Linked DNA regions of Homo sapiens: region 2 is linked to region 1. A link is a contact called in ENCODE Hi-C or POLR2A ChIA-PET data. All regions are on one chromosome and are shown on one strand. The core of a region is the stretch at or near the end of the contact, and the rest is flanking DNA. Distances in the headings are between cores, read along the strand shown. Region 1 has its middle 5.1 kb from the start of LINC02639. Region 2 has its middle 54 kb from the start of AKR1E2.

Region 1 (6,123 bases), core at 1,655-4,154:
TGTGTAATTTCTCCAAGTAGAAACAATACATCGAAGATATCATTTTAATGTAATGCTCAGTGTTGTTTAGAAAATGTTGATGCAGATGTTCTTTCAATAGGAAATGGGAAATTCTCTCTCTTCTGTCCAAGCCTGATGCCAAATGAAGGCATGTTCCCCGCCTTCATTTTCTGTGTTTCCATGTTCCAGCTAAATCACGGCAGTTGAATACAACAGAAGTAAAATTGATTTAACTTCTGAAAGAAAGCTAATCTCAAACAAAATAACCACTTTTGCAATATACAGCTGATCTTTCCAAATATTAAATAAATGGGAAAAAATAAAGCTGTACGTTTCGGAAAGTTGTTTTTTCCCCTTTCATCTCCTATTACAAAAGCCCAGGAGTGGTATTAAAATCAGTTGGCATTCTGTGTATGGAATGCTATAAATAGCTAATCTGCAAATCCCTATTTAGGATGCAAATCAAATCTCTACAGATACTATTTGAAATAGGAATTGCTTATAATTTTTGGTGGCATTTTGCAGAAAACCCTCTCCTTTTCTGGGGAAAGGGTTACTTCTGTGTAGAAGTTCAAACATTTCTCCATCATTTTGAAAACAGATTAAAATCTCATCTCCCTAATGGGAAAAAATGGATGTCCTGATTTGCATGCTCCGCCCTGTCTGTGTTTGTCTCACAAACTGTTATCAGACTCTTTAACATTTCACTGCAGGACTCTTCTGAGCTCAGTGCAAAGTATGGCATTTCAGAAGAATGTGTTGTTTACTTTTTGAGTGTGCTGGGGCCTGTTGTCTGGAACCCTTTCTTAATTGGCTCTGATGCTTGAGTCAATAATAGAAAAGCAAACAGTGGGCATATTAATATTTTTTAAATAGATGATATTAAAATCCTAATCTAGATGACAGGTATTTAGAGGTGCAGACAGCCAGTCTGAAGGCCTTCATACAACTGGTTAAAAAAAAAAGCCTCTTTTATCAAATCAGTTTTAGCATTTTCTGCAGCTCTGTTCCCTGCTGGTATGTAGCATATGACATGATTACTGTGTTCTAGGCATTGTGCTAGAATTCCCAAGTGTTGTTTCTACTTCCTAATATTATCCACATGTTGCTGAGAAGGTACCGTACATGCCAATGGTCAGAAGGTATGGGGAGCCTCAGAGGCGGGACGCAAACCAGGTCCAAATTCAACGTCCTCTTAGGTGAGATCATGACATCGCTTCCTACTCTTCCATGGGAGCTGCTTCCAGGGATAAGAGGTGTTTTATTTTTATTTTTTTGGAGACAGAGTCTTGCTCTGTCACCCAGGTTGGAGTGCAGTGGCATGATCTCGGCTCACTGCAATCTCCACCTCCCAGGTTCAAGCAATTCTCCTGCCTCAGCCTCCCGAGTAGCTGGGACTACAGGCGTGTCCCACCATGCCTGGCTAATTCTTGTGTTTTTAGTAGAGACGGGGTCTTGCCACGTTGGCCAGGCTGGTCAGGAACTCCTGAGCTCAGGTGATCTGCCCGCCTCGGCCTCCCAAAGTGCTGGGGGCCACCAGGTGTGAGTCACCGTGCCCAGCCAAGAGGTCTATTTTTTAAACAGTTCTATATGGTCAATTAATATGGGAAATACTAACTGAAATAATGTTTAGCAGACTTTCGTGAATTCTTAGAGCCCTAAAATATGCCAGGGGCATTTTGAGTGTCTAAGAGAGGGATAAGATAGGGAGGGTCCCCGGTTCATTTTCTCCACCGCTGCCTCCCCCACCACACCCCCTGCAGAGGGCACTCAACTTTGAGAATGGCCTTAGAAGGATATTCTCCCCAGAAGTGCAAGGGCTTCGATACGCAGCCCCCAAGGCACAGGAAAACACGGCCCAGTGGGCCACGTAACTCCAGCACCAAACTCCTGGGCTTGGCTCATAGGACAAGCATGAATTCATGGGCTCTTTCACATCAACACCAACTTGAGCCCCTTTTGTGCCTGGTCCTGCTTTAGGCACTGGGAACACAGAGATAAATCACAAGGCCCTCAGCCTGGGGCGGCTCATTCCCCTGCTGGGCAGTTTTCACATCCAAATTAGGGATGAATGTGGAGTTCTGTGGTGGCACAAAGGAAGGTCGGGCAACCTGCCTGGGAGGATGGAAGCAAAGTCGGTCCCCCCATGCTCAAGTGCCAGGTAGCAAGATAATCTTTGAGCTACAAGCTCAGGAAGAGCCTCTCCTTGGAGACTGAGGCATCCTAAGCATTGTCAGGAAACAGCCTCCTCAGCCCAGCTCTCAGTCCACAGGGACACAGGCACAGAGACCCCAGACAGTGCCCAGGAAGTGCAGAGGGAGTGAGTGCAACAGGACAGGCCTTCCAGAAGCTTCCACATGTCCTGGTCCTATCAAACACCAAGTTCAGGCACTGAAAGACACCCTCATGGGAAGCTCTTGTACTTTCTTGTTTTGTTTTTTGAGAAGAGAATACGGTTTTGTTTGTATGGGTCTTTTCTATTGAAGTTCCCAGACAAATGCAGTAGAATTTAACTACTTTCTAAATATGGTACTTAGGGGCTAGGAATATATAGAGGTGGGTGTCTCCTTCATATCTAAGTCATTCTGACATTCTTTCAAAATACATTCATGTTCCTTAGACCTACAGTGTGAATACGGGAATGCCAACCCCCCTTTAAAAATCTCTCTATATGTTTTTTGTATTTTATATTACTAGAAACTAAACTAAGGTTTGATGTCTGTTTTTGCATATATAATCTTTTCTTCATCATACCACCATTGTGTTTTTTGACAACAGTCTTCAGAGTTTTATTATTTTTGTTAACAGCTTAAAAGACAAATACTGACGTCCTTGAGCTTTTCTTAGTTTCAGTTTCGATTCTGATTGTAGTTTAAAGGGAAAGAAAGAATTACCCATGAAAACTTCACGTGACTAAATGAAAGGTCAAAAGACTCACTAGTAATTTTTCAGAAACGAGGGGGTGGGTGCCGAGAAGTTTCCTTACATACCAAGTTTCTTAAGCGATGTCTGTTATTTTAACATCGAGTTCTGGCATGAACAGCATTCTACAGATCTTTGCCTAGTCATTGTTTTATAAGTTCCTTTAAAACAGGTTTTTGTTAATGTTTATGAATTCATTCATTACATTATACACAAAGTGGTGTAGCTTTATGTCAAAGCAATCCCTCTCTCTCTATTTCCGGATGAGGACAACTTCACTTATCTGCTACGATGGACGTCAGAATCATTCCAAGAACTCAGAGAGCTCGTGCCCCACGGCGGGACGTTTGCATGTTTCCAGGGAAAATGCCTCCTTCTTCTACTTCCTCCCTCACCCCATGCACACACACAGTGACCCACACAGTCACACACACACAGAGACACAGGTACCCACACAGAGTCTCACACAGACACACACCTACACATACAGGCACAAATATACACAGATACACATATGGCCATGCACATGTATACAGACACATGCACACACAGACACACAGACACATATGTGCACACGCAGATGCATAGTCACACAGATACACATATACACACCCTTATACATACACATGGACACACGTCTATACACTTACACACTCACAAAGACACGCACACATAAGCTCATGCACAGCCATACACACAGACACATGCACACATATATACATGAACATACACACAGAGACACACAGCAGTACATATACACACATACACACCCAGCACACACAGACACACATGTACTGTACACACAGACATGAATACACACATGCACACGAGCACATACACACCCCCAGAAGCATACGCGAACACGGGCACAGGTGCAAGTGCAGACATACACAGGGTCACACACACCTAAATATACACATGGAGACACAGAAGCACACAGACACGCTCGGAGACCACAGACACACACATGTACATACAGGAACACACACGCGCGTACATACAGGAACACACACGCGTACATACAGGAACACACGCGCGCGTACATACAGGAACGCACGTGCGCGTACATACAGGAACACACGCACGCGTACATACAGGAACACACACACAGAGGTTTCTTTTGGGGGTTGGAGGTGGGGTGTTGAGTTCCCCCTCCTCAACCCTCCAACCAGTGCTTCTCCCGATTACTCTTTCAGGGATCGCTACCAGATGTTACAGTCCGGTAGCTCTGAAACAAGGTCCCTGTTGCTGGAATTTCCCAACAGAAGATAAGCCTGGTCAGGAATGAAGAGCAAGGAATTCAAGAATCAGATGAAGAGTGTTCATTGAGCCAGCATAACTCCAGATTCTCTCCTCTCTCAGACTCACCTTTCCTAAGGCAGGGAATCCTGTCATAATTATAGAAGCAGCTCTGTCGTAAGCAAATAACAGCAAAGATGAGTCCTAAAGGCAAGTTAGCGTAAGTTAACATATGTCCATACGGCAGCACCTGCGGCCCTGACGCCTGCCTCTATGTGGACAGGCATGCAGACTCGGGCTTGAATTCCTGTGCCACCAATCACTGCCCTGTGTCCCCAGGGAAGTCATTTGCCTTTCTAAGCCTGAGTTTGTTTCTTGATCCACAAAAGGGAGATGAGACTGCCACGTAGCTACATCGCCTGAGTAGGCCAGCTCCTTCCCCTTCACCCCGGAAGAATGCTTCCGGTCCCCTTCCCTCTGCCCCCGAGAATGCTTCCAGTCCCCTTCCCTCTGCCCCCCGAGAATGCTTCCAGTCCCCTTCCCTCTGCCCCCCGAGAATGCTTCCAGTCCCCTTCCCTCTGCCCCCCGAGAATGTTTCCAATTGTGCGGGTGCTTCTCCTTCTCAGGGCTGGCCCACTTTCCAGCCCACTGTCTTCTTGACATCTCTTCTGTGACAAATTTCTCTCTTTTTTACTGCAACCTCGTCCATGGAGGCCACAAAGTGAGTGTGTGTGTGTGTGTGTGTGTGTGTGTGTGTGTGTGTGTGTGTGTTGGGAGGAGTGAAGCGGGGAGGAGCCTCACATCACTTGCAAATTAGCAAGCCTATCATCACGTTTCCTAAGGAACGGATAAGAGTTTTCTCTAACAGAAAGCCTCACTCCCTCAGCAGTCAACTCACACCATGGCCAGCTTCAACATATTTTTAAAATAAAATATCCTCTTATGACATATGATGGCTGACAAACTCCCCTTTCTCCCCTCCCTATTACTCACTCTCTCTTCCTATTTTTTAAGAAGGCGGCAGTGAGTTTGAAGTGTTCTTAAATCAATCGCGCTGGGCCCTGGTGGTACCGGAGGTCTTGTCATGGCACCTAACGGTTTTAGTCTGATTTTTAACAGATTCTTGGACACCAGAGGCCCAGGGAAATGTTATCTGGAGGCAGGTCTGGGGTGAAGGCACGACCCTGGAGCCGATCTGCAGGATGGCTTGAAACCGTGAGCCTGTCTCACGTGGCTGGGACCCCATCCCAGAAAGCACTCACTACCCTCCAAAAGATTCTAGTATCACAAGAAATCCCACTGCCTCAGGTTTGGAAATTTCCAAACCTGAGAAAACTGAGAAATACCCACATAAGTACTTCCTACCACCAAACTGCCGGGATGCCAGCAAAAGGCTCCATATCGTCCCCATCGGGGTCCACAGCCTGCGCGTCAGCCGTGAGATTGGAAGAAGCTGGGGTTGATAAGCAGCCCTGTGGGAACCAGCTATAAACGCACACATGGAGACAGAGGAGCACACAGGAAAATGGAAGAACTTCACGGCCAGTTTATTTGTAACCAGAGCCAAAGCCTTGAGCCAGCCACGCCGGTCACCGGTCAGCTGCAGTCGGCCTCACTGCCCGGCAGGAGCTGTGGCCACCACGTCATGGAGGAGTGGGAGGGCAAGGGATGAAGAGGGGGAAGATGAGAATCAGAGCCAAATCCTCGTGGCTCCCCCAGGCTGTGAGGACGCATCCCTGTGGGTCAGTTCCAGGCCTGAGCATTCCCATGTGTGGGAATCACATGTTTATTAAAACGTCAAGTCACCCAGAACGCGTGTGTTTCTGTGCTTAGCTAGCACATTATAGACCGTGTGTTATGAGCCACGCGTGGACTCCAGACTCATCACCAAGGTGGTCTTAAGCACCAGGGTGGTGTCAGGCAAAGGTTTGGGAGTTTAGCCTTCTCTGAAACTCCTATTAG
Region 2 (6,123 bases), core at 1,630-4,129, 940 kb before region 1:
TCTCATCCTTTTCCCCTGAGTCCTCAAAGTCCATTATGTCATTCTTATGCTTTTATATCCCATTTTGAGTTAATTTTTGTGAAAATTGTACAGTCTGTGTCTAGGTTTTTTTTTTTGGAAATAGGTGTGCAACCGTTCCAACATAATTTGTTTAAAAAGCCTGTGTCTTCATTGAATTACCTTTAGGCCAACATAAAGAATTAAGTGAATGTGTTTGGATCTATTGCTTGGCTTCATATTCTGTTCATTGATGAATGTGTTTATTCTGTTTTTGAAACCACGCTGTCTTGATTACAATAAACTTTATAGCGAATCTTGAAATTGGATGATTTGAATCTTCTAACTTCATTCTTCTTCATTAGAGGACAATTCTAGATTTTTTGCATTTCTTCATACTTTTGAATCAGGCTGGTGATATCTAACAAATAACTTGCTGGGATTTTGAACATGAAATATTTCTTCATTTATTTAAATGTCATTTGATTTCTTTCATCAATTTTGTAGTTTTCCACATGTAGATACTTAAATATTTTGTTAGATTTGTTCTAACAAAAGAGTTCATTCTTTTGGTGCAATAGTAAATTGTATTCCTTTTTTACATTTTACATTCCAATTGTTTACTCCTAGTATACAAAATAATTATATATGTTAATATTGTTCCCTGTGACCGTGATATACTCATTTGTTACTTATATATATATATTTTTTAAATCTACAGAGTCATTCATGTGACAGTTTTATGTCTTCCTTTCCCATTTGTATATTTTCAATTACACTTTTTTGTCTTTTTGTGCTAGTTAGCATTTTGGGCATGATGTCAAGTGAAATCGTATGGGAGGACATCCTTGCCATTTCTAATCTTAAGGGAAAGTCATTAAGTTTCTCACCATTAGGTATGATATTAGCTGTAGGTTTTTGGTAGATATCTTCTTATCAAGTTGAAAAGGTTCCCCTCTATTCCTAGTTTGCTGAGAATTTTTATTTTGAATGGTTGTGAGGTTCGTCAAATGTTTTTTCTGCATCTATTGATATGAGCATATGATTTTTCTTCTTAGCTTGTTGTCATGATGGATGACATTGATTGATATTTGAATGTTGAATCATTCTTTTGTATACTTTACTTCAGGTATGAAATGATCCCACTTGGTTGTAGTGTATTTCAAAAAATACATTGTTGGCTTTGACTCACTAATATTCTGTTGAGCTATAATTATAAGACATGTTGGAGTCTAGTTTATTCTTCTGTAATGATTTTAATCTGGCTTTGGTGTTAAAGTAATTCTGGCCTCATAAAAGGTACTGGGAAGTATTCCTTCTGCTTCCATTTTCTGCAGTGAAGTTTATAAAGTTTAACCTAATTCTCCTGGTTTTAATGCCTAAGCATCACCCACCACTGTGCCTCACATGTCCCAGTGTATAATCTCTCTGAATCAATTTCTTTCTGTGTTGGGGAGGTATGGTTACTAGTCTCAGATTAATGGCTACAAATATACAGTTTGATAAAATAAATAAGACTGATAGATTAGTAGGCTGATTATAGTCTACAATAATTATTGTATATTTCAAAATATCTAGAAAAGAATAATTTAAATATTTCTAGCATAAAGAAAAGACAAATATTCAAGGTGATAGGCATCTTAATTGCGCTGCTTTTATCTTTATTGATTACGTGAATGCAATAAATTATCACATGTATCCTGAAAGTGTGTACATCTATTATACATCAATTAGAAAACATTTAAAAACTCAGAGAAGGAATCCTGGATGCCCGATCACTATTTATTCCACCTGTCAATTGGCCCTCCTGGTTTTGAACCCCATCTGATCACTGCATTTGCAAAACTCAGAACCTCTCGTTTTTTATCTTTCCCCATTCTTCAGTGAAAAATTCTCTTAGGATTCAGCTTCCTTTGTTCCGCTAAGTCGGTTTCCACCATCCCGCCCAAATATTTGTTAATGTATCTCATCCACTGCAGCCTCTCCTTTCAGTCACCTGTCTGTGAATTTATACTTCTTCTCTATAATTTCCTTAGGATTTGTGGAAGGAGCAGACATAGGCGAGCATGTGTCTAATCTACTACCTTTACCCAGAGTTTCTATAATTTATTTGCTTAGAAATGTTATGAAGCTTTTACAAAATCATATGACATCCATAATGCATTATTTAATAGAGCAGAACCTTACATTTTATGAGTTTATCGTTCACGCAAAAGTAATAGAAATCTGAAGGAGACTTGAAAGGCTTGAGGCTGAAAAACATCTAATTTATGGAATTTGAGAATTGTAGCATCTCTGGGGTAGAGTTGGGTGTTTCTCTTTGTGGCAGATCTTCTCCTTACTCTGGAATAAAATGATTTGATGAGTAAGTATAGTTTCATACACATGGTGAAGTTTCAGTATAAACTCATGCAGGATTGAGGTTGGAGCCTAGTCATTATTCTTGGTACAAAGGATTAACCCAAACGCAGTTTCTTCATTCAGAGCTACTGTACATTTATTTAGAAATGGAAATTGGGTATATAAACAAGGCAGCATCTTTGTACAATAGAGCATTTTACCCCTAATTTTAGATTTGAATTATTCAATGAAGAAACATGAGGCATATGCTTCCGGGAATGTGGAGGTACATGATCTCCACTCAATGCTCTGAAGAACATTCCATGGCAAGGACGTGGCTTGACTAACATGTCCAACTAACGATGCGCTCTTCTTTAGAAGGTTGTTTAAGAGTGGATAAATATGACTTTGGGGAAAATGGAATATTTCATTTGTGGTTTTTGGTGACCAAACCATTTCTGAGTTTCCGCTTTCCTCTTAAGTAAATAGCTATGTTTATTGTCAATTAATGTGGAGCAGGAAAGAAGACAGCACCCAGATTTCTGCCATTGTTTTGAGAAAGGATATTGGCAGGTTTTCCCAAGCCATCTCCTCCAACCCTCCTTGACACCCTTTGTCCTGGGATCTGGCTCAGTGGACACAGTTATGGGGGGTGGCACATATTCTCAGAGGATAGGAAGTTTATGGGGAAGAAGGGGAATGAAACCCACATCCAGAGACAGAATTATCTGAAACTTTAACATTCAGGGACTCTTGTTTGATAAATCCCTGCAAAATCCTGGGAGAGGCTTCCTCCTTGGCAATATGTTTCATAAGTCATGTTTTATAAATGGCTGCTTTTTATAGAAATTTATTTAATGAAGTAGAATCAGATTTTCTTCTGATTCAAAACCCCAGGAATGGATGAGTCATATGCCCATTTCCTACTCTAACTGCTCTCCTTTCTCCGCTGGAACTTTCTCAGCCAAAAGCATCATTTGGAAGAAGCAAAAACAATCTTATCTAAATGGATGTGTGCAGAGAGGACTTTGTATTTACAAATAATTTGTTTTATTTTCTGCTTCCTGTAGATGGAGCTAAATCCTTAAGCATATGTTTACATGTGATGGAATTCCCAGGAAGGAGATCTTTGAAAGACAATAATAATATCTGCTGCTGAAGGCTTTTAATTCTTTGGACAATAAGTGGTGCTACACTGGGCACAATTTGGTGCTAAAGAAAGAAAGTTATTTGTAGGCAGAATCCTGTACCTGCCTCCTAGTCTCTGCAGAGAACAGAGAGTTTGTTGTTGAATAGAAATGGCCAGCAGTGTTACTATTGCTGTATTTTGTATTTTATCTAAGGTCATATTCAACTTCTTTTTTTTCTCATAAAAAATTAAACTGTTAAACTGCCCATTATCCATTGTCCTTTTACACGGGTGTTTCCTGGTCTTGTCTGTTGCTCAATGTGATTGAATGACCATGTATGACAAATAGTAATGAGCTCATAGTATTTCCCTTAGTCAGTTAATAAACAGTGCATATCTTTGGAAGAAGAGACACACTTTATTACTTCCCCATATGGTTTCAAAGGGATGTGAGAGCACAATGAGTCAGGCCAACAGGAAAACTTAAAAAAAGAAACGGAAAAAAAAGTTTTTAAAGAATCTTATTGTGTTTCTCCCAAGTTGCTCATAGCAACTTGTTTATTAATTCTAGAAATAGGCAAAGAAATTTTATACCTTAATAAGAAAAGAAAAAGACAATATTTTAGGGAGTTTAAATAATATTTATATGGAAAACAATTTTATTAAGTGAATTCACATATGTCTTAAGTGCTTTTTAGTGTATCCAAGACAGCATTAGATACATGTTACTTCTTAAAAAAATAAATGACCCCTCAAAAAGTTTTTAAGACATTTTTCTATTTTTTTCCAATCAGCTTCCATTTTTGTAACTAGTATACTAATTCACGGCAAAGTAAAAACAAACCAATTATAACATAAAATATTACTTTGAGATATTTTGATTATTTTTAAACGTCATAATTATTTGAAATCAGAAAGCAAAAAATGCTGGAATCAAAGTTAATTTCAGCCTCCAAATGTTTAAACTGTGTATTAAAACCTCTCTCATCTTATGTAAATTTTAATTCTTTAAAGTTGTGACATTTTCAAAAATCAAATATATATTTTATTTGGATTAATACATAATCTTGCAGAATGAGTTTATTATAATTTTATTCATATATGAGCTTTAAATTTATATCCCAAATAATTCTCAGAAACATTGGAGTACTCAGTTTTGTAGGTTGGTTAGCATTTTGATGTATCATTTACTATTAGTTTTTAGAGGTTAGAGCATCAATGAAAAGAAATATTGGTAATATAGAGGCAAGTTCTGAAATCTGTGGTTTCCAAGTCAACATTCAGGATTATTCTTTTAAAAAAATATAATTAAATTTTCTCAAAGTTACATTTACTATATTACAAATAGTCTCTTGTTTTGATTTATTAGGAAGACGTTAACAGCATATTCTTTTTTATGCAGTTTTCTTAAGACTCCATTAAAACAAATGGCTTTCCGGTCCGTGCCCCCTTCCAGGTCAGCTAACAATTTTATATTGATTTGCAAAAGAGGCTCCATTATAAAAACCTTTTGTAATTATCTAAATTCCATGTGTTTAGGAAGCTTTTGAACCATCCAGGAATAAGCTAATTTCCGTAATGGTGAGAAAGAATTGTACAGTGGATACAATAAATGCTTGTCTACTTACTTAGGCTTGTGTTTGAGTCTGTAAGTGCATGATTTGCTAATTTTGTTAAAAAAATAGTAAAAATTCTAATCTTCATTTGTATTGTTTCCTATATAAAAAAGCAAACCATTAGCAATTATAGTCCTATTTCTTAGTCATATACTGTCAATCAGCTATCTTGAAGATGGAACTGGGAAACCAGAACTTATATTCAACATGATAAGGAAATTTGAATTCATTTTATATACTATAAAGTTTATAAAAGTTATTAATAAGTAACCATAAGAATGGATTAAAAAATATTTAAAGCATACCAATTGACAGATTTGTAAATATCATTGAAAAAGTCAGAGATAACTTGGCCGAGATATCTATAGCACCTTTACACTTTAAAATTTTAATATCAATATGCCTTCTTATGAGTTATGTGTTTGCATATTGACTGTGTTCAAATTTGTTATTTCAAATTCCCCTTTGTTTAGGACTCTTGAAAGCACACAGGACTAACTGAGTTAGGGCAATGGGCTTCCAGTGCCCTCTTGGCTGTCACCTTATTTAATAAGGCCTGGCTTGTGCAGTCACTAGTTGGATTGGATTATGTTCTTCCTGACATTTCCATTCACTCTGTTGCCCAGCCCTAAATATGTTAAGCAAGATGAGCTATCCTGGGGCCAGGATGATTTTCCTTCAAAAGCATCCTCATCAGATTTAAATATTTACTGCTTTCCCCCATATCAAAGTCAATTAAATAACTTCTCATACAATTTATGAAAGCCAAAAAGCAATCTAGAAAGGAACACATCCAAACCCATTGACTCCATTGTAGAAAGAGAAATGAAAACGTGGGTTTCACTGGAGTGTTCTGGCATGGAAGTAGTGTCTCTTGTTGACTTTAGGAATCCTGGAATGTGGCCCTAGGAAGGAAAACCCTTGAACATTAAGGGGCCCCTTAATGAATTTCTCTATTTCTCTATGATCTTTCTTTAGTTCCATAGCCCCCACCTAAGTAGAGGGTGAGGTCAGAGGGAATAAAGAAAGACATAAAGCAAA

The links. A loop is a pair of places that touch in the nucleus more often than their neighbours do. ChIA-PET counts read pairs that join two places held with the same protein, here RNA polymerase II (POLR2A). Pooled maps may share reads with other maps.
Region 2: a pooled map shows a loop between it and region 1 (2.5-fold over the local background). The contact joins two enhancer-like sites. A Hi-C loop is called at or near these places in 1 of 168 maps with a recorded cell type or tissue (mammary epithelial cell) and 4 of 50 pooled maps. POLR2A ChIA-PET finds 5 or more read pairs at or near these places in 1 of 52 experiments (MCF 10A).

The regions. Positions count from the first base shown.
Region 1 is chr10:3,825,777-3,831,899 of GRCh38, reverse strand. No RefSeq gene overlaps it. Among named protein-coding and RNA genes, the nearest start is that of LINC02639, 5.1 kb to the left of the region's middle. RefSeq lists enhancers at 1,313-1,901, 1,902-2,490. Within about 2 kb of position 2,904, at least 17 of the 41 ENCODE cell types and tissues checked have a DNase peak (open chromatin) inside an H3K27ac peak, as active enhancers do; they include mammary epithelial cell, where a contact is called at or near this core.
Region 2 is chr10:4,768,652-4,774,774 of GRCh38, reverse strand. No RefSeq gene overlaps it. Among named protein-coding and RNA genes, the nearest start is that of AKR1E2, 54 kb to the left of the region's middle. Within about 2 kb of position 2,879, at least 9 of the 41 ENCODE cell types and tissues checked have a DNase peak (open chromatin) inside an H3K27ac peak, as active enhancers do; they include mammary epithelial cell, where a contact is called at or near this core.